Regions from separate parts of the Homo sapiens genome. Here all the other regions are linked to region 1. The links are chromatin loops, found by intact Hi-C in ENCODE. Cell type or tissue: endothelial cell of umbilical vein. All regions are shown on one strand. Links, peaks and the distances in the headings refer to the core of each region. The heading gives the core; the rest is flanking DNA.

The links. A loop is a pair of places that touch in the nucleus more often than their neighbours do. Peaks named below come from ENCODE experiments on the same cell type or tissue, not always from the same donor. Only the 100,000 strongest peaks of a DNase experiment are listed, where the experiment ranks them.
Region 2: a loop joins it to region 1, with 12 times the contacts of the local background. A loop is called at or near these places in 17 of 110 quality-filtered maps.
Region 3: it touches region 1 in a loop (17-fold over the local background); 106 of 110 quality-filtered maps call a loop at or near these places.

Annotation. Positions count from the first base shown.
Region 1 is chr4:86,891,792-86,899,827 of GRCh38, forward strand. C4orf36 (chromosome 4 open reading frame 36) reads right to left here and starts at 631. Exons shown (of 5, transcript NM_144645.4): 1 at 392-631. RefSeq lists silencers at 43-102, 313-852 and an enhancer at 373-1,028. In endothelial cell of umbilical vein, for the core only: a CTCF peak has its summit at 4,139 (motif pointing left); DNase peaks (open chromatin) are centred at 2,860 and 4,120; H3K27ac peaks cover 496 bases.
Region 2 is chr4:86,518,258-86,526,293 of GRCh38, forward strand. It overlaps a transcript of MAPK10 not described here. Among named protein-coding and RNA genes, the nearest start is that of MIR4452, 20 kb to the right of the region's middle. In endothelial cell of umbilical vein, for the core only: no CTCF peak of the experiment used is centred there; no DNase peak of the experiment used is centred there; H3K27me3 peaks cover 419 bases.
Region 3 is chr4:86,491,640-86,499,675 of GRCh38, forward strand. It overlaps a transcript of MAPK10 not described here. Among named protein-coding and RNA genes, the nearest start is that of MIR4452, 47 kb to the right of the region's middle. RefSeq lists an enhancer at 7,035-7,144. In endothelial cell of umbilical vein, for the core only: a CTCF peak has its summit at 4,651 (motif pointing right); a DNase peak (open chromatin) is centred at 4,652.

The sequences.
Region 1 (8,036 bases), core at 1,273-6,272:
CAGGTAAGTTTCGTCATCCTGAGACAAAGTTTCGGTGTCGCACTCTCTGCCCTTGCCTGAGCCTGCCAAACCAGCTCCAACACCGCTGCGCCAAAATGTGTCTGATCGTGGCAGTGCTGAGCGACCAAAGGCTCTGCCTGCACAGGAACCACCCGCCCCGGCCCGGGCACTTTGAGCAGAGCAATCCTTCCCAGGTTTTCCCTCATTCAAAACACTCAGCACCACTCCCGCGTCCCCGCCCTTGCACGCCGATTCGGGGCGAGTCCCCTACCCTTCCCCGGACGGACGCGCAGGGCCCGGGAGGAACTGGTTCCCGGGACGGGTGGGGGCCTCGGCCGCCCACAGAGCCCGCGGAGAAGGGAACGGCCTCAGCCTCGGCTCCTTCCCACACCTGGGCCCCACCCTGCCTCCGACTCGCCAGGAATGCGCTGTGTGCGCGGGGCTTCCAGGGTGGCGGGTCCCCGCGAGCCGGCGCCGGCGGCCTGGTTACCCGGGCTCCAGGGGCTCGGAGGGTCGCGGCCGGGGTACTGAGGTAAGAGCGCGCTGCGCTAAGCGCACATGGCCGCGCACACGCCTCGGGGCCGCGCCGCAGGCACACGCCTCCTTCCCGCTCGCCGCGGGCGCCGAGTCTGGGGCTCCTCGCGTCACACGGGAGCCTCAACAAAGGGCTTTGTGGGGCCCTCCCCACCCGCCAGGGAGGGGACGCCGGGCCCGGGAGACGCGCCCCGCGGGGTCCGCTCTCTGGTAACCGGGCCGGGGCAGGCCGCGCTCTCGGAATCCAGCCAACCAGCCAGAGAGGGCTGTAAGCCAGACCTTTCCTGGGAAGGACGCTTTCCAATGTAGGGGGCTGCATCCAAGCGATCTGGACTTCGTTTGCGGGCGCCATTTAAAGAAATGTACCCAGTCCTGGCTGCTGACATCTGGGGAACCGAAGCCCTGTTGCCAGCGTTCTCACACTGCAGTGGGTGAAGGCAGTGAGCTCAAAGCCCACGTGTGATATTTTAGGTGTTCGTGTTCAGAGCAAGACAGCATCAATTTCTAAAGCCGTTATTACGCTGTGGTGATTTCGTATTTCTTCATTTGAATACATCAGATGGCCACCCCTTACGGTCAAATGAAACGAGCTTACATTTCCATTTTGAGTGAGGGTTTTGATGTCAGAACTGGTTTGGAATTCTAGCTCTGCCACTTAAGATTTAACCTTAAGATTTCGCATGTCACTGCTCTAAGCATCAATTTCTTCATCTATAAAACAAGGATAATGCTCTATGTCTTAGAGGGTTGTTCTGAGGATGAAAGATCCTGCCCTGAGATTCTCCGCCACGTGATAAATGCCTAATTGATTGTGAGCCTAAAAACAACTTTATGAAATAGGTAAGAGCGATACTACTCATTTCAATTGTGGAGCCGACGAATGAGTTCAGGGTGGTTAAAGGGCTGCCCAGAGTCACATGGCAAGTTCCAAAGCCAACTTTTAAAGATAAACACAGATGGGCCAGGCACGGTGGATGGGCCGGGCGCGTGTCTCACGCCTGTAATCCCAGCAATTTGGGAGGCCGAGAGGGGCAGATCACGAGGTCAAGGGGTTCGAGACCAGCCTGGCCAACCGACATGGTGAAACCCTGTCTCTACTAAAATGCAAAAATTAGCTGGGCGAGGTGGCGCGCGCCTGTCGTCCCAGCTATTCAGGAGGCTCAGACAGGAGAATTGCTTGAACCCGGGAGGCAGAGGTTGCAGTGAGCCGAGATGGCGCCACTGCATTCCAGCCTGGGCAACAGAGACTCCATCTCAAAAAAAAAAAAAAGATAAAACACAGTAACCTTTCCATCTGACAAGCAACTTCTGATCCTTCTGATTAGAGTAGGCTCGCAGGGCTGACCCATCTTTCAAAGGTGCTTTTGTGCCTCCCAGAAACTGGAAGGTGAGGACTGTCACTCGCTCTTCAGCATTTCTGCTCTACCACCAATGAAAAGTGAGCACCGAGGAGTGACAGTGGGTGTTTTCTTTCCACAAAGAATGTTGAAACCCTCAATGGACTGTGAGACCAGTGTACTACAGATTTTGGCCTGAATTTTTATTTATTTATTTATTTATTTATTTATTTATTTATTTATTTATTTATTGAGATGGAGTCTCGCTCTGTCGCCCAGGCTGGAGTGCAGTGGCGCCATCTCAGCTCACTGCAAGCTCTGCCTCCCGGGTTCACGCCATTCTCCTGCCTCAGCCTCTCGAGTAGCTGGGACTACAGGCGCCCGCCACCACGCCCAGCTGATTTTTTTGTATTTTTAGTAGAGACGGGGTTTCACCGTGTTAGCCAGGATGGTCTAGAGCTCCTGACCTCGTGATCCGCCCACCTCGGCCTCCCAAAGTGCTGGGATTATAGGCGTGAGCCACCGCGCCCGGTCTTTGGCCGGAATTTTTAAAAATGAGTTAGCATAGAATGGCGAATAAAATTAGAGTACATCACACAGATAAGTGTAAGAAGGTATTATTTTGTGGCACTTTCATTTCTGTTATATACATATATATATACACATATACACATACGTGTGTGTGTGCTCAGGCTCAATGTACAGCCCTTAACAATGGGTCTAAAAAATTTGAAAGGCACTTTCTTAGGTGATTTTATTTTAGAGATGAAAAAACAGAGACAGAGAAGTTATTTGAGGTTATATCCAGATAGGGGACAAGCCACCTTAGAAGGGAAGTTCCTCATGGTTCCATGGTAAGTTCTCTTTTTATAGTTGTAGAAATAGGTCTAGGGCCACACCAGAAGAGGTCAAGCCTGTGATTTCTTTATACAGGAACTCCATTTCCAGCATATGCATAAAATTCCTGACAATTGTATTTAGTTATTTCCTGTGTGACTCACTGTGAACAAATATGGTGGACATTACTGTGTATGACTTCTGAGATAAGGTCATAAAAGGTATTGTGGCTTCCTTCTTGCAGTCTCTCTTGGGTCACTCACCCTAGGAGAGACTGGCTGCCATTTGAAAGGACACTCAAGCTGCCTTATGGAGAAATTCATAAGGAATTGAGGGCTTTTGCCACCAACTATGTGATTAAGCCATCTTGGAAGCAGATGCTTCAAGGCCCAGTCAAGCCTTCAGATAACTTTAGCCCCAGCTGAGGTCTTGACTTAAACTTCGTGAGAAATTCTGAGCCAGAACCACCCAGCTAAGTCACCCTAGGATTCCTGGCTCTCAGAAAATATAGGATAATAACTGTTCATCATAGTTGGGCACGGTGGCTCATGCCTGTAATCTCAACACTACGGCAGGCTGAGACAGGAGGATCACTTGAGCCTGGGAGTTCAAGACCAGCCTGGGCACCATAGTGAGACCCCATCTTTACAGAAAGTAGAAAAAAAACTTAGCTGGATGTGGTGGCACACACCTGTAGCCCCAACTACTCCAGAGGCTGAGGCAGGAGGATCCCTTGAGCCCAGGAGGTTGAGGCTGCTGTGAGCCATGATCACGACTGCACTCCAGCCTGAGTGGCAGAATGAGACCCTGTCTCAATTAAAAAAAAAAATCATTATTTCCTCATTTTAAGCTACCAACTTTTGGGATAATGGTTACACAACAATAGATAGCATTAGACAGCAATAGATACCACTAAATATCTTATTGTAGAAGGAATGTTTTATATAGAGGAAAATGCTCATCTTTTTATAATTAAGATTAATACTAAAATTAAAATGAACAGTAAAACACATTACACTTTACAGACATTTGCCATCCAGGACGACTTAAGATCCTTAACATTGTCAACACAAAAAAATACATGGCCTCTGCCACTTCCCCACATGTATTTTAAAATAATACAATTTTCTAGAAGGTGGATGTCCAAAAGAGATCTGGTTTTTCTCACAATGACTATTTCAGTATATCCTTTTGAAATATCAAATTCTTTCTACAATTTCTTCCCCTCTCTCTCCCTCTTTCCCTCTATTTCTATCTCTATCTCTATTGATGTCTCTATACCTATCTCTATTGCTATCTCTATTCATCTTTTTCCCCCCTGCTTTGCTGGCGTCCTACACACATCTTTCTATTAGGTAAGGCTTCACCCATCTCTTCTATGCCAGAAAGTAAGCAAGTATCCTTTTAATTGGTTAAGAGAGCATTGCTGCCACCTAGTGTTAACACTAAAGCACAAGAAGGAATGCAAAAGATCAACACCTAACACAGAAACAATAATAGTGTGGTAACTTTACAGTCATTTACTATGTTTTGAGTACTGGTGAATGTATTTCATATACATTGTCTCAATTATCACACAATAAATGCTACTATTAATTTAGTGGTGGGATTTTAGGAATATTAGAGAAGAAAAAATGGAGGCACCTCAACCACGAATAACTTTTCTAAGGTTACAGGATTTGAACCCAGACTGCCTTATTCTAATTTTTGTGCCGTCCTCATCACACTGCACTACATATTCTCCCAGGACTATAATTAGGGCAAGGTTTTAGATTACACATTTGAAAACAGTTACGCAACTACCCTTTTCAAATATAATTTCTCATGACATACATGTATATATGTATGTGTATCGTCATTCTCATTTCAAAAAGTGACATTTTCTTTCTTTTAACTTAATGTGTAAATCACAAATGCAGCTTACAGTTTTCTAATGACTATTATAAAACTCTCTAGTAATGACACCAATTCTAGGATAACGACAAAACAACACATCTGCAAAAACTTTAAAATCACCAAATAACGGCCCTAAATATTCTCCACCCTTCTGTACTAGTTTCTAATTGTCTCACCTGTCTGGCCACTCCTTTGCTTATTTCTCTCATTCTTCTCGCCCTTAAATTTATGTCTTCCCGTAGTCCATTTGTTCTGCCTCAGTACTCTCAGTGGCTCTGTTCTCACTAATGTAACTATCATTTCTCCTTGGATGGGTCCCAAATCTGATTCTCTAGCCAGCCTTGGCTTCTCTCCTAGATGCGTATCCGTTTGTGGGAACTTCCTACTGGACTATCTTGTTCAGAAGAAAATTTCAACATAACCAAAATGTAATTCATCTCCTACTCCCTAAATCATCTCCTCTGTCTATCTTTTCTATTTCTGGGAATGGCCCATGAGTCTCCTATGAGCCAGGCTTAGAGGACTGGAGTCATTTTTAAAGTATATTGCTGGCCACCTACTCCATGCTAGCCATCATTCTTAGCCACTTTACATGGCATCTGACCCTCACAGATTAAGGGGGAAGAAACTAATACTTTCCCTAGTACAGTTAAGGGGGAAAAATGTTTAAAGGGCTCTAAAATGGCCAGACACAGCGGCTCATTCCTGTAATCCCAGCACTTTGGGGGGTCAAGGTGGGTGGATTGCTTGAGTTCAGGAGTTCAAGACCAGCCTGAGCAACATGGCAAAACCCCATCTCTACAAAATATACAAAAATTAGCAGGGTGTGGTGGCACGTACCTGTAGTTCCAGCTACTCAGAAGGCTGAGGTGGGAGGATTGCTTGAGCCTGGGAGGTGGAGGTTGCAGTGAGCTGAGATCGTACCACTGCACTCCAGCCTGGGTGAATGAGTGAGACTCTGTCTCAAAAAAGAAAAAAAACATACATACATAAAGGGCTATAAAAGTGACTTGTTTATGATTACACAACTAGTAAGTTGTAGAGCCAGATTTGAACCCAGGTCAGTTTTACTCCTGAGCTACCTCCTTTAAGTTCTCTGGATTCTCTCACCCAGCCACAGTTCCTGTATCCACAAAACTCCCATTGTATCCTTACAAAAACATTCATCCACTCACCCATTTTGGTTGCTCTAGAGTGGGTTTCTATACCTTAGACACATTATTGCATGACCAAAACAGACAATAATGGCTGCAGCTAGTGGTAGACTTCTCTACTCTTCTTAGAGGCAGAAGTCACAATCTCCAGGTGCCCTGTTCCTTGGGAGACAAAGCAGGTCAGAATCCATTCTCCTGTTCCAAGATATAGCATGTGATTTACAGCCTAGGATCCTCTGCAGAGCTGGAGTAGTGGGAATCCCTGGCTGGTTCTCAGGCTGGCACCACCAAACCTGCATCTGCCACGGAGCAGCTTATACCAGGAAAGCTCAGCCCCTGACAACTACATTTGAATTCCTCCCTCAGGCAAGCACAAAGCATTAGTTCTAAGTATAGGAAAAAAAAGTATTTCCTTACATATCTTAATACATGAGACCTTTAGGCTGTTACAACGTCACCCTATAAAGTACTAATTAAAGCAAAGGATTTACCTGCTTCAGTTCAATTGAAGTTTCAATTTCATGCTGACTTATAATGTTGCTTTAAAAGTATATCACAGAGGCCAGCCAAAGTGGCTCACGCCTGTAATCCCAGCACATTAGGAAGCCAAGGTGGGTAGATCACTTGAGGCCAGGGGATCAAGACCAGCCTGGCCAACATGGTGAAACCCCGTCTCTACTAAAAATACAAAAATTAGCCAGGTGTGATGGCACGTGCCTGTAGTCCCAGCTACTTGGGAAGCTGAGACACAAGAATCGCTTGAGCCCAGGAGGCAGAGGTTGCAGTGAGCCGAGATCATGCCACTGGCCCCCAGTCTGGGTGACAGAGCAAGTATCTGTCTCTAAATAAATAAAAATATATCATTGGGCCAGGTGCTGGGGCTCACACCTGTAATCCCAGCACTTTGGGAGGCCAACGTGGGCAGATGGCTTGAGCCCAGGAGTTCGAGACCAGGCTGGGCAACATGGTAAAACCCTTCTCTATTTTTTTAAATAAATAATTAAAAGAATAAAAAGAGTATATCATTAGTTTGAAACTAGGAGAAATTAGAAAACTGAGATAAGATCTCTAATTATAAATATTATTTTTGAGTCACATTTTATTGGCTTTTAAAATATATTATAAATGGAACACCTATAATCCCCACTACTCAGCAGACTGAGGCGAGAGAATTGTTTGAGCCCAGGAGTTCCAGGAGGTGGTGCTCTATGATCGCACCTGTGAACAGCCACTGCCCTTCAGCCTGGGCAACATAGCAAGTCCCTGTCTCTAAAAGTAAAAATAAAAATTTAAAATCCCATTCAACTGAACTCTTCCTGAGGAAATGGAGGCCAGAACAAGAGGCCGAGTGCTCTGATAGAAAGTCTAATCACGAAATTCAAGAAATCTGAACCTGCCAGGCACAGTGGCTCATACCTGTAATCCCAGCACTTTGGGAGACTGAGGTGGGAGGATCACTTGAGCCCAGGAGGTCAAGGCTGCAGTGAGCCACGATTGTGCCACTGTACCTGGTCAACAGACTGAGAGTGAGACCCTGTCTCAAAAATAAATACAGAACTTCTCTCGCTGAAGCACTGACCTCCTAATGATAAATCTGTCTGAGGATTTTACTCAATTTTTTTTTGTCTGCTCGCTCCTCTAAAACAAATTATTAATTCTTTCTCAGCTTCTTAGTTTCAAAGTACCAACAATAAGTCAAAGGACACCCCTGCAGTTCATTAGTAGACATTGCAATCTCTGTGCTTTTAATTATATATTGCACATTTGAGAAATGAAAAAAGAGATAAAATAATGCCAGAAATCCCCACAGAACCAAGAGTTGTAGAAAGAAAGACAAAATAAATAAAATAATAACATTTAAAAATTAAAATAATGCCAGAACAAGCTTACGTCTATCCCAATGTTAAGGAAAGTCTCTAAAATGTATTTAAGTAGTCTTATAGAGTCTACTCAGTTTCTAAATCTGGTATTCCATTCTAAATTTCAGGCAGTGCCAGGCACAGTGGCTCACTCCTGTGATCCCAGCACTTTCAAGAGGCAGTGGTGGACAGATTGCTGAAGTCCAGGAGTTTGAGACCTGCCTGGGAAATATGAGACCTTGTCTCTACAGAAAATCTAAAAATATATACATATTAGCCAAACATGGTGGTGCCTGCCTGTAGTCCCAGCTACTCAGGAGGCTGAGGTGGGAAGATCACTTGAGCCTGAGAGACAGAAGTTGCTGTGAGCCAAGATAGTGCCTCTGCAGTCCAGCATGGGAAATAGAGCGAGCCCCTGT
Region 2 (8,036 bases), core at 1,915-6,914, 370 kb before region 1:
AGTGATCTGCCCGCCTTGGCCTCTCAAAGTGCTGAGATTACAGGCATGAGCCACCACACCTGGCCTCTTTCTGGCTTAATCTAGGAGGTTTGTATATTTCCGGGAATTTATCCATTTCCTCTAGGTTTTCCAATTTGTGCACATAAAGGTGTTCATAGTAGCCTTGAATGATCTTTTGTAATTCTGTGGTATCGGTTGTAATATCTCCCATTTCATTTCTAATTCAATTTATTTGGATCTTCTCTCTTCTTTTCTTGGTTAATCTCACTAACGGTCTATTGATTTTGTATATCTTTTCAAAAACCAGCTTTTTGTTTCATTTATCTTTTGTATTTTTTTGGTTTCAATTTCATTTAGTTCTGCTCTGATCTTTGTTTTTTTTTTTTTCTTCTGCTGGGCTTGGGTTTGGTTTGTTCTTGTTTCTCTAGTTCTTTGAGATGTGAGCTTAGATTGTCTATTTGTGCTCTTTTAGACTTTTTAACGTAGGCATTTAATGTTATGAACTTTCCTCTTAGCATCACTTTTTCTGTATCTCAGAGGTTTTGATAGGCTGTGTCACTATTATTGTTCAGTTCAAATAATTTTTTAATTTACATCTTGATTTCATTGTTGACCCAAACATCATTCAGGAGCAGATTATTTCATTTCCATGTATTTGTATAGTTTTGAGGGTTCCTTTTGGAGTTAGTTTCCAATTTTATTCCACTGTGGTCTGAGAGTGTACTTGATATAATTTCGATTTTTTTAATTTACTGAGACTTGTTTTGCAGCCTATCATATGGCATCTCTTGGAGAATGTTCCATGTGCTGAAGAGAAGAATGTATATTCTGCAGCTGTTGGGTAGAATGTTCTATAAATATCTGTTAAGTCCATTTATTCTAGGGTATAGTTTAAGTCCACTGTTTCTTTGTTGACTTTCTGTCTTGATTATTTGTCTAGTGCTTTCAGTGGAGTATCGAAGTCCTCCACTATTATTGTGTTGGCATCTATCTTATTTCTTACGTCTAGTAGTAATTGTTTTATAAACTTGAAAGCCCCAATGTTATGTGCATATATATTAAGGAATGTGATATTTTCCTGTTGGACTAATCCTTTTATCATTATATAATGTCCCTCTGCGTCTTTTTAAACTGTTGTTGTTTTTAACAGACTTTAAGTCTGTTTTGTCTAATAATAGCTACTCCTGATGACTTGTGGTTTCCATTTGCACGGAATATATTTTTCCACCCCTTTACCTTAAGTTTATGTGAGTCCTTATGTATTAGGTGAGTCTCTTGAAGACAGCAGATATTTGGTTGGTGAATTCTTATCCATTCTGCCATTCAGCATCTTTTAAGTGGAGCATTTAGGCCATCGTTAGTATTGAAATGTGAGGTAATGTTCTATTCATCATGCTAGTTGTTGCCTGAATACCTCATTTTGTGTGTGTGTGTGTTATTGTTTTGTACGTCTTGTGAGATTTATGCTTTAAAGAAGTTCCATTTTGGGGTATTTTGAGGTTTTATTTCAAGATTTAGTACTCCCTTTAGCATTTCTTGTAGTACTGGCTTGATAGAGGCAAATTCTCTCAGGATTTGTTTGACTGAAAAAGACTGTATCTTTCCTTCATTTATGAAGCTTAGTTTAGCTGGATACAAAATTCCTAGCTAATAATTATTTTGTTTAAGGAGGCTAAAGATAGGACCCCAATCTCTTCTAGTTTGCAGGGTTTCTGATGAGAAATCTGCTGTTAATCTGACAGGTTTTCCTTTATAAGTTACCTGATGCTTTTGCCTCACAGCTCTTAAGATTCTTTTCTTTATTCTGACTTTAGGTAACCTGATGACTATGTGCCTAGGTTATAATCTTTCTGCAATGAATTTCCTGGGTGTTCTTTAAGCTTCTTATATTTGGATGTCTAGATCTCTAGCAAAACCAGGGAAGTTTTCCTCGATTATTCCCTCAAATAAGCTTTCCAAACTTTTAGATTTATCTTCTTCCGTGGAACACCAATTATTCTTATGTTTGGTTGTTTAACATAATCCCAAATTTTTTGGAGGCTTTGTTCAATTTTTTTGCTTTTTCTTTGTCATTGTTGAATTGAATTAACTTGAAAGCCTTGTCTTCAAGTTCTGAAGTTCTTTCTTCTACTTGTTTGATTCTATTGTTGAAATTTTCCAGTGTATTTTGCATTTCTCTAAGGGTGTCTTTCATTTCCGTAAGTTGTGATTGTCTGTTCTTTATGATATCTGTTTCACTGGAGGCTTTTTCATCCATATCCTGTATTTTTTTTTAATTTCTTTAAGTTGGTTTTCATCTCTCTCTAGTGCCTCCTTGAGTAGCTTAATAATCAATCTTCTGAACTTTTTATCTGGCAATTCAGAGATTTCTTCTTGGTTTGAAGCCATAGCTGGAGAGCTAATGCGATCTTTTGGGGGTGTGATAGAATCTCGTTTTGTCATATGAACAGTTACTTTTTGGCTCCTTCTTATTTGGATAGACTTTTTCAGTGGAAGATTCTGGAACTCAAGGGCTGCTGTTCAGATTCTTTCATCCCACATGGTGATCCCTTGATGTGGTGCTCTCCCCCTTCCCCTAGGGATGGGGTTTCCTGACAGCCAGACTGCAGTGATTGTTATTGCCCTTCGGGGTCTAGTCACCCAATGGGGCTACTGGATTCCTGGCTCATGCTGGAAAATGTCTGCAAAGAGTCATGTGATGTGATCCATCTTCAGCTCTCCCAGCCATACATACCAGCACCCGGTCTGGTGGAGGTGGCAAGGGAATGAAGTGGACTCTGTGAAAGTCCTTTGTTGTAATTTTGTTTAGTGTACTTGTTTTCTCAAATGCTGGTTATGCTAGCAGTGAAGCTTTCATGTGGACAGGCTCAGGACCTCTGGTTAGCCAGGTTGTTGCAGGCAGTGGAATTAGCTGTTGTTTTCTCCTTCTTTGGAGCAGGGTTGTTCTGACTTGCTGTAATGTATTGAGTTGGTTGGCCTCCAGCCAGGAGATGGTGCTTTCAAGACAGCATCTAGTAGAAGGGGGATATAATCTTACCCTATGTTGGCCAGAATGAGTACTTGGGTTTCTCAGGCAATGGGTAGGGCCATAGAGCATAGAGCTCCCAAGAGTTTTTGTCTTTTGTCTTCAGCTACCAGGGCAGGTAGAGAAAAGCCATCAGGTCAGGGCAGGGTTAGGTGGGTCTGAGCTCAGATTCTTTCTGGGTGAGGCTTGTTGTGGCCACTGTCGGGGATGGGGGTGGTTCTCAGGCCAATGGGGTTATGTTCCCAGGGGGATTATGGCTGCCTCTGCTGCATCATACAGGCCACCAGGGAGGTAGGGGAAAGCTAGCAGTGACAGACATCACCCAGCTCCTATGCAGCCACTAAGGCCAGTCTCACTCCCACTATGCCCCCCAACCACACTGAGTTTATATATAGGCAGCTGGTGGGCAGGGCTGAGATCTTGCCCCAGGCTACAATCCTCCCCACTGAGAAAGCACACAGGGCTCTCAGGCTTTGCTGCTTCCTGCCTGCCCACGCCATCAGCTGTGGCTTGTATACTTGTATCGGCACTTCCCATTCACCATCCCCCTACCACCACCAATTGTGGTCAGGAAAATTTGTGCTCAGTTGAAATTATTACAAAGTTCAGCTGGGAGCTTCCTTCACCCTGTGGTCCCTCCCCAGTTCTGCTGGCTGCCTTCCCTTCCCCAAGGACCTCTGTGAGATTAGGCCAGGAATGGCTTCCCTGGGTTGAGCTGGGGACTGGGAGTGCCTACAGGGCTCTTCACACTGCTTCTTCTACTTTTATATTTCACCTGGGTCCCTAAATCCATTTCAGCTCTAGGTAAGGTTAACTCCTTTTCCCATGATCTAGATTTTCAGGTTCCCCAGTGGGGTGTGTGTTCAGAGTCTGACTTATCCCTCTATCACACTTTGGAAACTCAGTTTTTTGGCTGTCTTGTGGCATTTTTCTCATTATGTGTTTTGATGGCAATTAAAGAGTCACTCCTTGAAAGTAGGTGTCAAGAATGATGGGTTTGTACTTCCCAGAAAGCCCAGACATGTAAAACATAATACTGTTTGCCTATTAGGCTCTAGTATAAGCTTGTTAAATGAATGATGAAACGAGGTTGGAGCTAGAATATGAACTACCTTAATTTTCATGTTCAAGAGTTGGTAGTTTATTTGGCAGGGCAGATAAATTAAATGAGATGATACGTTTAACACAGTTCCTATTGATACATTTTAGCTTTTATGATTAATAGTGCATTTCAATTCTATCCCGCTTCATAACCAGAAGATGGAGCTCCAAACATTTAAACTTAAAAAAAAAAATTCTCCTGTTTTGTTGTATTCTTGGTAGAGGCTGTGCTCTTATTTCGTTGGTTCTGGTTCTTTTTGTTCCCCACCTAAATCCTTCCATTCTAATTTTGTTCTCAGGTTATCAAAATCCATTTGCTGACTACAGATAGGAGGAGTGATCTGTGTGAGAAGCTACACATAGATCCTCTTTTTCTACCTCTGGGGACTTATTTGATTCATGCACCTGTTCATACATATTTTTATCCAACTCTCCCCACTTTGTTCCTCCCTCTTCACATGGAAAAGCCATTGTGACTTACAGTTGTTACAGCAACTGTAAACAGGTGCTGACATTCTATGCATCCTCATGGGAGGAAAAATGCCAGCACTACCACACACAGAATTTGTTGCTATATGCAGGAAAAAGCATGTGACAGGGCTAGAAATACATTTTTTTGGACTGTTCTCCAGTTTGTGTCCTTTTGCAACATAAGTTCCTTAGACATCTAAAGACTCATGGGAAATAATTAATTTCTAATTTTTCATATCATTCATTCTACTACACTTATATTGATATTATTAATACCTTTATTATTATTACCTTTATGTTTATTAATAGGTATATCTCTAGCTATTTATTCAATATTCACTCTTTCATTCACTTTTTTTCAATAAATATTTATTGAGCAGCACAGCAGCATTACAGGAGGGTTATGGATTTGTGGAACACACTGACCCCCATCCCCAATCCCTGCCATACACATATCCTCCTACTATAAGTCTTTAATAGAGCTATCCAAGAATACATCTGGCTACAAATACCTGGCTAAGAGTTCCAGGAGTGCTTTAAGCAGGAGCAACAGCACTGCCTATTCAAATTTATCTCTTGCCCTTTATTCCCCATACCAAAGGCAAAACCATCAGAGATTCTGGTAAGTTTCCACTGTGGTAAAGTTCTGCAAGAGTTAAGGGGAAATTTTCTTGCTTCATCACTTCTCTGTTATACTCGGATTTACATCACCATTGTGAAATTACACTAATATATACACCACTGTTCAAGGGAACATTTATATACATTTGGCTCTTCCGTTTCTTGATCCAAATTCAGCTTCAGGAGATACATGTCTTCACCCTGGATCAACCACCTGGCATTCCAGCAAAATCTACCCCTACTTTCCAGAGTCCTTTAAAGGCAATCATATGTCTGTATTTACCAAATCTCTCAAAGGCTCTAAATCTATATCTCTAAATATCCGATGGTTATTTCATCTGGCAAATTCAAAAATGTTTACATTGAACTCATTTTCTTTCTCTATCTACGCTTGGCTTAGATGTTTGTCCCCTCCAAACCTCATGTTGGAATCTGATCACCAATGTTGGAGGTGGGGCCTAATGGGAGGTGTTTGGGTCATGGGAGTGGATCCTACATGAACAGATTAATATCCTCCTTCAAGGGTGAGTGAGTTCCCATTCCATTAGTTCCCAAGAGAGCTGGTTGTTAAAAAGAGCCTGCCGCTTTTCCCACCCTTTCTCTTGCTTCCTCTTTTGCAATGTGATCGTTGCACGTACAAGCTCCCCTTCACCTTCCACCATGAAGTAGAAGGAGACTGAGGCTCTCATCATGCAGATGCCCAATCTTGAACTTTACAGCCATCAGAATCATAAGAAAAATAAACCTTTTTCTCTATAAATTACCTAGTGTCAGATATTCTGTTATGGTAACACAAAATTGACCAAGATAATCCCTTTACTCTCTAACTCTCCTCCTAGCTTTCTGGATATCATTTTTATGCAATCACCTACTTAGTAATCTAAATTAAAAATCTTGAAGTAATCACTTGATTTCACTTCTACCTTACCTTCCACATCCAGTCAGCAAGTCCTGTACATTCTACCTCCACAGTGTGCCCTCAATTCAGTTCTTGCACATGTATTTGTCAGAAAGTTTCTTCTCCCACAATAATTTCAGTAGTCTCCTAGTTATCTCCATTGTCTTCCTTCTCAAGTCTTCTAAAGAGTCTACATTAACACCATACTAGGGTTGCCAGGTAAGATACAGGGTTTCCCGTATATTTGTTTGTTAAATCTGGCAGCTTTGCACATATTCATCTTCCTAAACATGTTTCTGGTCATGTAACACTGCCATTTACACTCTCTCTCCCCTTTCTATTACTGAATTAGTTTTTTTTAAGTTGTTGTTGTTGTTCTTGCTTCTGCTGCTGTTGTTTTAGTTTCCTATCCATTAGATAATTAACCCTACATTAGCCTATCACTCAACAAATATTTAAATTAGGTTGGTGCAAAAAAAAAAAAAAGCCCGCAATGACTTTTGCACCAACCTAATATCTGGTACCTGCCATATATGAAACACTCAGGTTTGTGTTGTGGAGTATGCAAAAATAATTTATAGTCTCTATTCTTCAGGCGTTAGCAAGCTGAATAATTATCATTGACATAAAGAAACACAAGCAGTCCAGGCATGATGGCTCATGCCTGTAAACCCAGCACTTTGGGAGGCTGACACGGGCAGATCGCTTGAGCTCGAGTTCGAGACCAGCCTGGGCAACATGGCGAAACCCCGTCTCCACCAAAAATACAAAAAATTAGCCAGGAGTGGTGGTGCCCTCCTGTTGTCCCAACTACTTGGGAGGCTGAGGTGGGAGGGTGGCTGGAGCCCTGGAGGCAGAGGCTGCAGTGAGCCAAGATCATGCCACTGACTCCAGCCTGGGTGACAGAGTGAGACCCCATCTCAATTAAAAAATAAAATAAGAAAAAGAAAACGAAACACAAGCAAATACAGAGTGCTAAAATTCAATTTAGACTAGAGGGATGAGAGTGAGGAGGTTCCCAGGTTTGTATTCACGTTACCTAGATTTTAATTTGACCTAAGGCCAGCGAAAACTTTTTTTAACCCCACCCACACCCTAGTCTTAAAAACCAGTCACTGAAACAAGTGAACTTCTCCACCTCTACCCTTGACCTGGAACAAAGTTATTCCTGGCTAACAAAGCTTTTCCCTCACTGTACAAAGTAGAAGACAGCAAGTTGTCTTTATTCAGTTTCATAACGGAGAAAAGTGAGTATAAAGGTTGTACAATATAAACACAGAATCTTAAATCACTAGAGGAGCCAGGAATGGAGCTCAACACTTACGAGTATTCTTTCTGAAGTAAGTTAGTCTCTGAACAAGCACCTAATCTTCAATGAATAAACCAATTTTATGTGAATAAACAAAATATAGGGAATAAGCAAAACGTAAGACAATATAGGAATAGCTGTTTCAAAGTTTCAAAATTACAAAGCAAAAATCTGAAGATTTTTCTGAACATCTGCTTCTGGGGAATTTCAAACACTAAAATGAGATTCACTGGGTCACAGAGAAATGATGATGTCTACTGTATGGCAATAGCTTTCAAAAGATAACCCTGGTATTTTGTTGAGGATTTTTGCATCTCTCTTCATTATAGATATTGCCCTGCAGCTTTCTTTTTTCATGTGTCTTTCCCAGATTTTGGTATCAGGGTGATGCTGGCTTCACAGAGTAAGATAGGAAGAGTCCCTCCTTCTCAATGTTTTTGGAATAGTTTCAGTAGAATTGGTACCAGCTATTCTTTGTACATCTGGTAGATTTCGGCTGTAAATCCATCTTATCCAGGGATTTTAGGGGGATGGTAGGTTTTTTTATTACTAATTTTGGAACTTGATATTGGTCTCTTCAGGGTTCAATTTCTTCCTGATTCAGTCCAGAG
Region 3 (8,036 bases), core at 1,915-6,914, 400 kb before region 1:
AAGCATATAGGTCCATTCGGGATATCAGTTAATAATCCATTTTTATTTCCCAGTAGGAAAATGTGTCACTTTAATGCCTAAACTTTAAAACAAGTGTTTGTTAGTTGTTGTTTTTGCTGATTTCTTATTATTTTATTCTATAGTTTTTCAAGCATATACAAGTATTTTTATTTTTCCTAACAGCAAAAGAAAACTGGTGTGTGTGTGTGATTATTTTATTTTATTTTTTTAGCTTACATAAAGGCTAGAGACTGTGCCTAGGTATGAATTTCCTCTCCAGTTTCTAACTCAGGTCTCTTCCTTTCCAGCAAGTATTCTTAACAACAAAAAGAAAAAAATGATATAGTCCCAATGAATAGGTTACTTCATTCAATTTTTCTGCAGACAGCGGTTTGTTAATAACTAGCACCTCTGCTTTTTCTTAATAACAGTAGAGAAGTTTGATTTAGACATTCAGATATGAAATGACTAAATTTGTTCTCAAAATTGGAGTATGTGAGTTTTTTCTAAGGGTAAGAGAAGTAAGAATACTGTCTTCAGATTCAAGGTGCAATGCTAAAATAGCAGTTACCCAGAAGGTAGGTCTCGAGAAGGAATGATAAGAGTTAGGATCCTGTAACACCAGCAGACAATTCAGTACAGGAAAAGCAGGGTTTTATGAAGCATTTAACTCAGGAGCTGTGGACAATTCTTTCTGTTCTCCTTTTCCCTTCCCTAAGTAAATATCTGATGCTTGGGCATCCTGTATGAATAGAATACACATTCCCTATTCTTCTTGCCAAATAAAAATATTCCTCTATCCTTGTTAGTTCTGCAGCAAAATGGTTTCAGTGTCTAGGCTTTGGAGCTAGACTCCGTGAGTTCAAATTCTTGCACCATCATACATGTGAGCTCTATGACCTTGGCAAGTCACTTGATTTCAGTAGGCCTTAGTTTTCGTATTTGTAAAGTGAGAATAATTTTTGCTTATTTCCCAGGGTGGAGATTAAATGAGATAATTAATGTAAAATATTTAACAAAGTTCTGGGAGCATAGCAGGTGCTCAATAACGGTATATGTTCTCCTGATCTAAAATTACCATGGTGGATGAAATTTCCCAAGGTGACCTTGATTTTTAAAAAATTTGGACTCACTGTAGGACTGTATGTTTTGCTTTTGGGTTTGGGAAATATGCTGACAATACCTATTACTTCTGGAAATGAAGGCACCCAAAAACTGTAATTTAAAAATGAATGGTATGTATGAGGGGTGTTAAAGCAAACTAAATATGGCCTGAGAAGGACTCCGTAATTCTATATTTGAGTCCTTGTGGATGAACTGTAACCTAGCTTAATAGTCAGACAAAATTGAAAACCTAACTTAGTAGTATGCACCTGTGACAAGAGCTGAGTGTTAGCCAATCCCAGTGGCCATACTTCAACCATTCATAGACTGCTGAATGTTCAAACTGCGTTCAAATAAGGCAAACGCTGAGTTGTAACCAATCTCACTGTTTCTGTACCTCACTTCCGATTCCTGTACGTCACTTTTTTTGTCTATAAATTTGTTCTCACCAGAAGGCACCCCTGGAGTCTCTGTGAATCTGCTGTGATTCTGAGGACTGCCTGATTTGCGAATCGTTCATTGCTCAATTAAACTCCTTTAAATTTAATTTGGCTGAAGTTTTTCTTTTATCAGGGGTGTCCTAGTAAGTTATTATTTGTTCAGTCGATCTTAACTCCTTATGCTAGATTAATTTATCTGCACACAGAAAAGCAAATTTTAAAAGGTCTCTCGTATATTCTAGGTAGTTATTCTAGATCCTTTTCTTTATTGCATTTCCCTTTCTCCATTTGTTTTTAGATTTAATTTGGGCTGTCTTTACTTTGTCCTGGATTCTAGAATCTACTCCACTTTGAAATTGGCTTCTGGCTGCTTCAGATGTGATAACCTTCAGGACAGCCTTTCTGTCATTTTGGGCCTTAGCACATTTAGCTCACCCTCCCCCTTCACTCCTACCCTGCCTGGAAGGAAGCCCTATGGTTAGGAAACCCCACTTCCTCATGCTTTTCTCTTTAGTTCTAAGAATCTCCCTGTGAATGGTTGCTATGGTTGATGAAGACACAGATAGTTTTATCAGCATCCCTGCTTGCCTGGAGGTTTTTAAATTGTTAATGTTTTAAAAAAAGAGCATGTATATGTGTTTGTGGTCCCTTCTACCTTTCTTTTTCCAATACCCAAGAGAAGGTAAAGTCTTAAGCCTTTCTTTCCTGAGAGACAGCCCAGCCATCTCCTACCCCACATGATTTCCACTGGGAATATTAAAGGCACTGTAATATCTAGGAAGGAGAGAAATTTCAGGGCAGGGAGGTTTTCCCTATGCTCCTATACCTTCAGCTTCTATGTAAGATGAAAGTAGACCTTAAAAGTTTAGGCATTGGGATATCATCTGTCAGTAGATGGAACTTGCAACTTCTCTTTCCAAGTTCTCTGGCTTCTTTCTCCATGCAGCTTAGTAATGGACATGTAGCCTATACCAGCTATTCACTAGATTTAAAATCCTTATTTCAGATCAACAAGAGGATGCAGCGAGGTACAATCTTCCATGTTTGTGAGTAGGGAGAAGGAGTATTTCACCAGAAAGGGGCAGTGGAAGTCTGGCAGGACAGCAGTACTCTGGGTCCACATGGACAGCATGTTCAGAGCAAGAATCCAGGGAAACTCTAGGTAAACAATGCAACACTCAGCCTCCTTGGAACAGGAGGGGACTGGCGTTCCACATGGGCTGAGATAAGGCAGAAGGCCATGGTCAGGAGAAGGGAAAAGAGCTGGAGGGGATATCTGTATGAGAAGACTTAAAACCTGGAGCTAAGGGAGTGTGAATACTGGGATCCATGACTGGCTTGTTCTTTGTCACCATTACTCTAACTTCAAAAATGCTTCACGGCTGGGCGTGGTGGCTCACACCCGTAATCCCAGCACTTTGGGAGGCTGAGGCGGGCGGATCACGAGGTCAAGAGATTGAGACCATCCTGGCCAACATGGAAACCCCGTCTCTACTGAAAATACAAAAAACTAGCTGGCCGTGGTGGCGGGTGCCTGCAGTCCCAGCTACTCAGGAGGCTGAGGCAGGAGAATGGCGTGAACCTGGGAGGCGGAGCTTGCAGTGAGCTGAGATCGTGCCACTGCACTCCAGCCTGGGCGACAGAGAGAGACTCCGTCTCAAAAAAAAAAAAAAAAAAAAAAAAAAAAAAAAAAAAAAGCTTCACATATTTTATGTATCAATAACTAAATATTTGCTCACTTTTCCTTAAGTTGATCTTGATTCAATCTTAAGGAGTTGGATAACCCGAGCTTATTTCATGGTGTCTTCCCTAAGAAACCTTGGCCTTTTGGTTTATATTAGAATTAAGGTCCAGAAAAAACTAACACAATTTCTTAGAAGTCCAACAAATCACTTCAGACAGAGCCAGACTTTTCAGGGCTGCTCCAACAAGTTTAGGGTATACCTCCAACATGAGGCCTAAAGCGAGTTTGGCTTGGGTTGAGGATGTAGTCCATAAAACAATGATGTTTAATGATATGGTAAGATGGGAGGCATTTATTTACATAGCTGTTATTAAAGGTACTATAACCAATTTATTGGTATTTTAAATGTTTTATTATGGAGAATTTTAAACATACTCAAAAGTAGATAAAATAGTATCATGAATTCCCAGATAACCATCCAGTACCAAGCCCATGGCCAATCTGGCCTATCCACACCTCCATCTATCCCTTCCCTTGAGACTATTTTGAAGGAAATCCTAGATATCATATAATTTCCCTTATAAATATTTCAGGATGAATCTCTAAAATGCAATAGCTTGTCTTTATAACAAAACTAACACAACTGAAATATCATTATCACATCTAAAAATAATTCCTTAATAATATCAAACATTTAGTGTCGACATTTTAATTGTCTCATAAATATTACAAATAGGGGTTTTCCATGGTGCTTATTTAATCAGCATCCAAACAAAGATGAGATATGGTAAATTATTATTGTATTTTAAATATCTTTTAATTTTCATGTTCCATTTTCCTCTCCCTTTTTCCCCCTCTTGCAATGTATTTGTTGAAAAAATGTGCTTTTATGTCCTATGAACTTTCTCAGTCTGAGTTTGACTGACTGATTACATCTCCTTGGTATTTTAACATGTTTGTCCATCCTTTGGGTTTTCTGAAAATTGCTAGCTAAATCTAGAGTCATCATCGGATCCAGGCTGAATTTTTTTGCATATATTAATTTTTACCCAAAAAAACTATAAGAATAATCTCAAGTTTTACCAAAAACTTATTAACACATTTTTTCTATAATTCATGCCAGAAGATATTACATAAACATCAAAAATTTGAAATTTAAAAGTGAACAAAGGGCTTCATTTTTGTGGAAAACAACATACACACTCCATTAACCAAAAATAAACACAAGAAAAGTTCAAAAAAGCCCAAATGCTATAGGGACAACAACTTCAAATTAACCCAAGGATCTAAATAATGCAAAACCTGATATTAGCTACATGCTTTCCAGCCATTAAAATAGAGACTTAGATGTTGAAAACTCTATTTTTGATTCAGAGACGAGCTTTGTGCCCCGGGTTTTGGTTCAGTTTGCCTCAGCTACCACTAGAGGGAGGCCAATATGCATTTGAAAAACCCAAACATAAAAAATTGGCCTGAACCTGGAAGATTTCCATTTTTAAGTTCTTTTTAAAATATCAAACATAGTTCTTATTCAATATTACATATCATTTATTTTGTGTTTTACTAGGAAGCTTCACACTAAATTAATTTTGTATTTGGAATCTGCCTATAATGCAAAGGAAAAATACAGCCCTTTTGTGGCCTATACAAAGTACATGATACAACAGGTACCCCTGAAGTCCTCCTTCACCCCAGATCTTTTCAAGGCATTGAAAGGTACAAGAATACAAGGGGACTATGTCATGGTGACTAGGTTAAGTTTTTTTAGAGATTCTAAGTGCTTTTTAAGAATGCAGTACCCCAACTCCCTTACAAATTACAATTTTAAAGCAATAAACTATAAAACAAGCATAAAGAAATCCAACAAATTTCTATTTTCCGATGACAATTAATTTTTTCTGGTGAGTTAGAGGAGAAATATTTAATTCCCCCCCCACCCAACAAAAAACATTACTCAATACTCCTTTGCTGGAGGGCTAAGCACACGCTTAGTCAGCTTTATAGATAATCCAGATAATCCAGTTCTGCCTCCCATCCTGCAAATAATTAGCTAAAATGTCGGCACTAACTAATCTCTCTTTTGCCACAAAATATGCACATTCCTTATAATGCTTATGCTTTACATTAACCTAGCTCTTTAAGATTTATAACTCATTTTCACATGCTATTTCATTCTATCCTCAAAACTTTATTTTTATGGGAGAGTATTTTTCCTGCTTTATAAGAAACCAACACTCCAAACAATAAAAATTTGTTTACAAAGTTTAGTTATATTTCACATAAACAGGACTCAAATTCAGTGCTTCTAACTTCTAAAACTCAGGTACTTTATGGTTCTACTGATGAGGCTATTGTCAGGAATTTCACTTCCCCTATGAACAATCCTGTTTCTCATTGTCAATGCCTGGAAGATTCTAAAAGCATCAAAGTCACACTTATGCTTTCCATTTCCGTAGACTTGGCAAGGAACTATGCGGGCATGCACTGAATGGCCAGTCTCAGTGCCAAATGGAAAACCTATCCTCAGGCTCCTTGGCTCTGCCAGGTCAGAAGACTCAGAGCACACACTACACTGCAGCTGTTGAGGCCATGGGAAGTAGGACCAATGGAGTGCAGCCCTATGAGGCATATAGAAGGTGCTGAGGTTGGAGTTTTTCATGGCAATAACAAATGTACCTATGATCACTGATCACAGACATCTTTCCCAGCTGGTGGGGGCAGTGGCAAGTCTAAGCCATAAAACCCAGCAGAAATAAAATCTGTCCAGGGCTAAGTGGTGTGCTGATGATTTTTTAACAACCAGCTCTTCTGGAAAGGAGGAAAGAAAGCCCTGGTTTGTAGTTTGCCAAAACTCCCACCATGGCCAATTTCGAGTGTACCAAGCAAGCATCATATCATTAAATATGAAGTTGAGAAGATACGCTAACAATCAGCACTTGCACTCCACTCCTCAGTCCCTATGCCTAGAGCACCCCACTCTGGCTGTGCAAATATTAGGAGCAGGGTTGATTAGAAAACCCTCCATTCCATACCACTATGGAATCTATGGATGGATTTTCCATGAGCACAACTGGCTTCTTGGACCATCCCTTACTTCTCTTCAAGGGTAAAGAATTTATTTATCTAATTGGTGTGTTAGGGAGAAGCAACTGAGCATGCTGAGCTAAGCTCCTTTCTGCCCTTTCTCTCAGGGATCTGTCTGCCTGAAGACAATGTGCTTTCTGTTTTGGCTGCTGTCATGAGATAAAAGTCAGTGGCCTTATGCCACAGTTTTCAGGACAGTCCTGGCATTTCATCCCTTCGACTCTCAAAAGTGTCTTGGTTTGCACAACAAATTATGTGTCACTTTATGTAAAAGGGACTAACCCTGCAGAGCAAGGCCTGGCAGGCAACCAGAAAAATGGCTATTTCTGGTGCAGTCCTAGGAAACCTACTGTTACCACACAACTGAGCCACATTCTTCAATATCACTTTTATTGATAATAAACCTGACATTTTGATCTTCATCGGTTTGATTATTTTATCTAACTCTAGTTATATGCCAAACACAAGGAGTAACAACAGAGCCATCATTTTGGAGACTCTTAAAACTTCATCAAACTGAGTGCCCTGAAAAGTGACTGGTTGTGGCTTTTAGATAAGAAGAAAGTGGAAGTCCACACACACAGAAACAAAGGAGACTAGGATCATTAAGACAATTATCCACAAGCTCCCAAATCTACATTAAGAAAACAAAATACTAAAAATTTTTAGTGAGAGTTGACTCATAACAGCACTGCTATAATAAGAATTTAGAATTAAATTGAGGTGGCTTTATAAACCGTGGGTCACCACCACAAATATGTAGGGTACACCACTCTGTTGCTGCCTAAGCGTATTTAAGCTAGCTACCACTAGAGGGACCCTAATCGCCAAACATCATTTATAGCTAACCTTAACAGCCCTTTTCCTTTCCTTCAGACCCTTGTTTATCTGTATAGATGTAGTTGTGGAACACCAAAGTGGCACTCAAAGAAAGTAAAATAACAAAGTTCTTAATATTTGTGAAGTACTGAAACATGCACTGTTTCAGACTGTGTCTCCAAATTAACCTCTCTTCTTAAAGCTCACCTGACCATAGGTTTAGTTCAAATGTGGAATGGATCATTTGCTTTTTAAAAGCCACATCCAATTATAGAGAATCATAAGTTAATATTCACATCCTTTTGCGATTACAATTGTGTTAAATGAAATACTTCTTTCAAGCAAGTAAGCCATTACTATGCTTTCAAACTCCTCCCAAAATCAGTGTCTGGGGAGTAAGGAGTATGCAAACCTCAGGATAACACACACAGAGACACACACTCATATAGAGCACAGGATAAAAAGTTATACAAAAGGAAAAGTAGCTTTATATTCCAGATTATCACAATCAAACAGTTCAGAGGAGATTTACACTGCCCTGGACCTGCCTAACTTTAACTACCAGCAGCTAAGTTGCAAGCACACCAGGAACCTTGACTTCAGTGCATGACCAAAAACAGGGTGGGGAGTAACACAGCAAGAACATTTCCAGACAATTCTGCTGATGCACTTGTTGGTTCGGTTATTTTCTTGCCAGGGCCACACATACACACCCATAGGCAGTGCCTCCAGGTCACGAAACACACTGGAAATGTGTATATTGTTCAGTCAATATCAATTAGACAAAAAGACAAACCATATAATGCACTATCCAAAGAGGATTTGTTTTTTGCTTTAATCGTTGATTTTGCTTGCTTGCTATAGCTAAGACAACTAGTCACCTACACAACATCTATTCTCTTCTT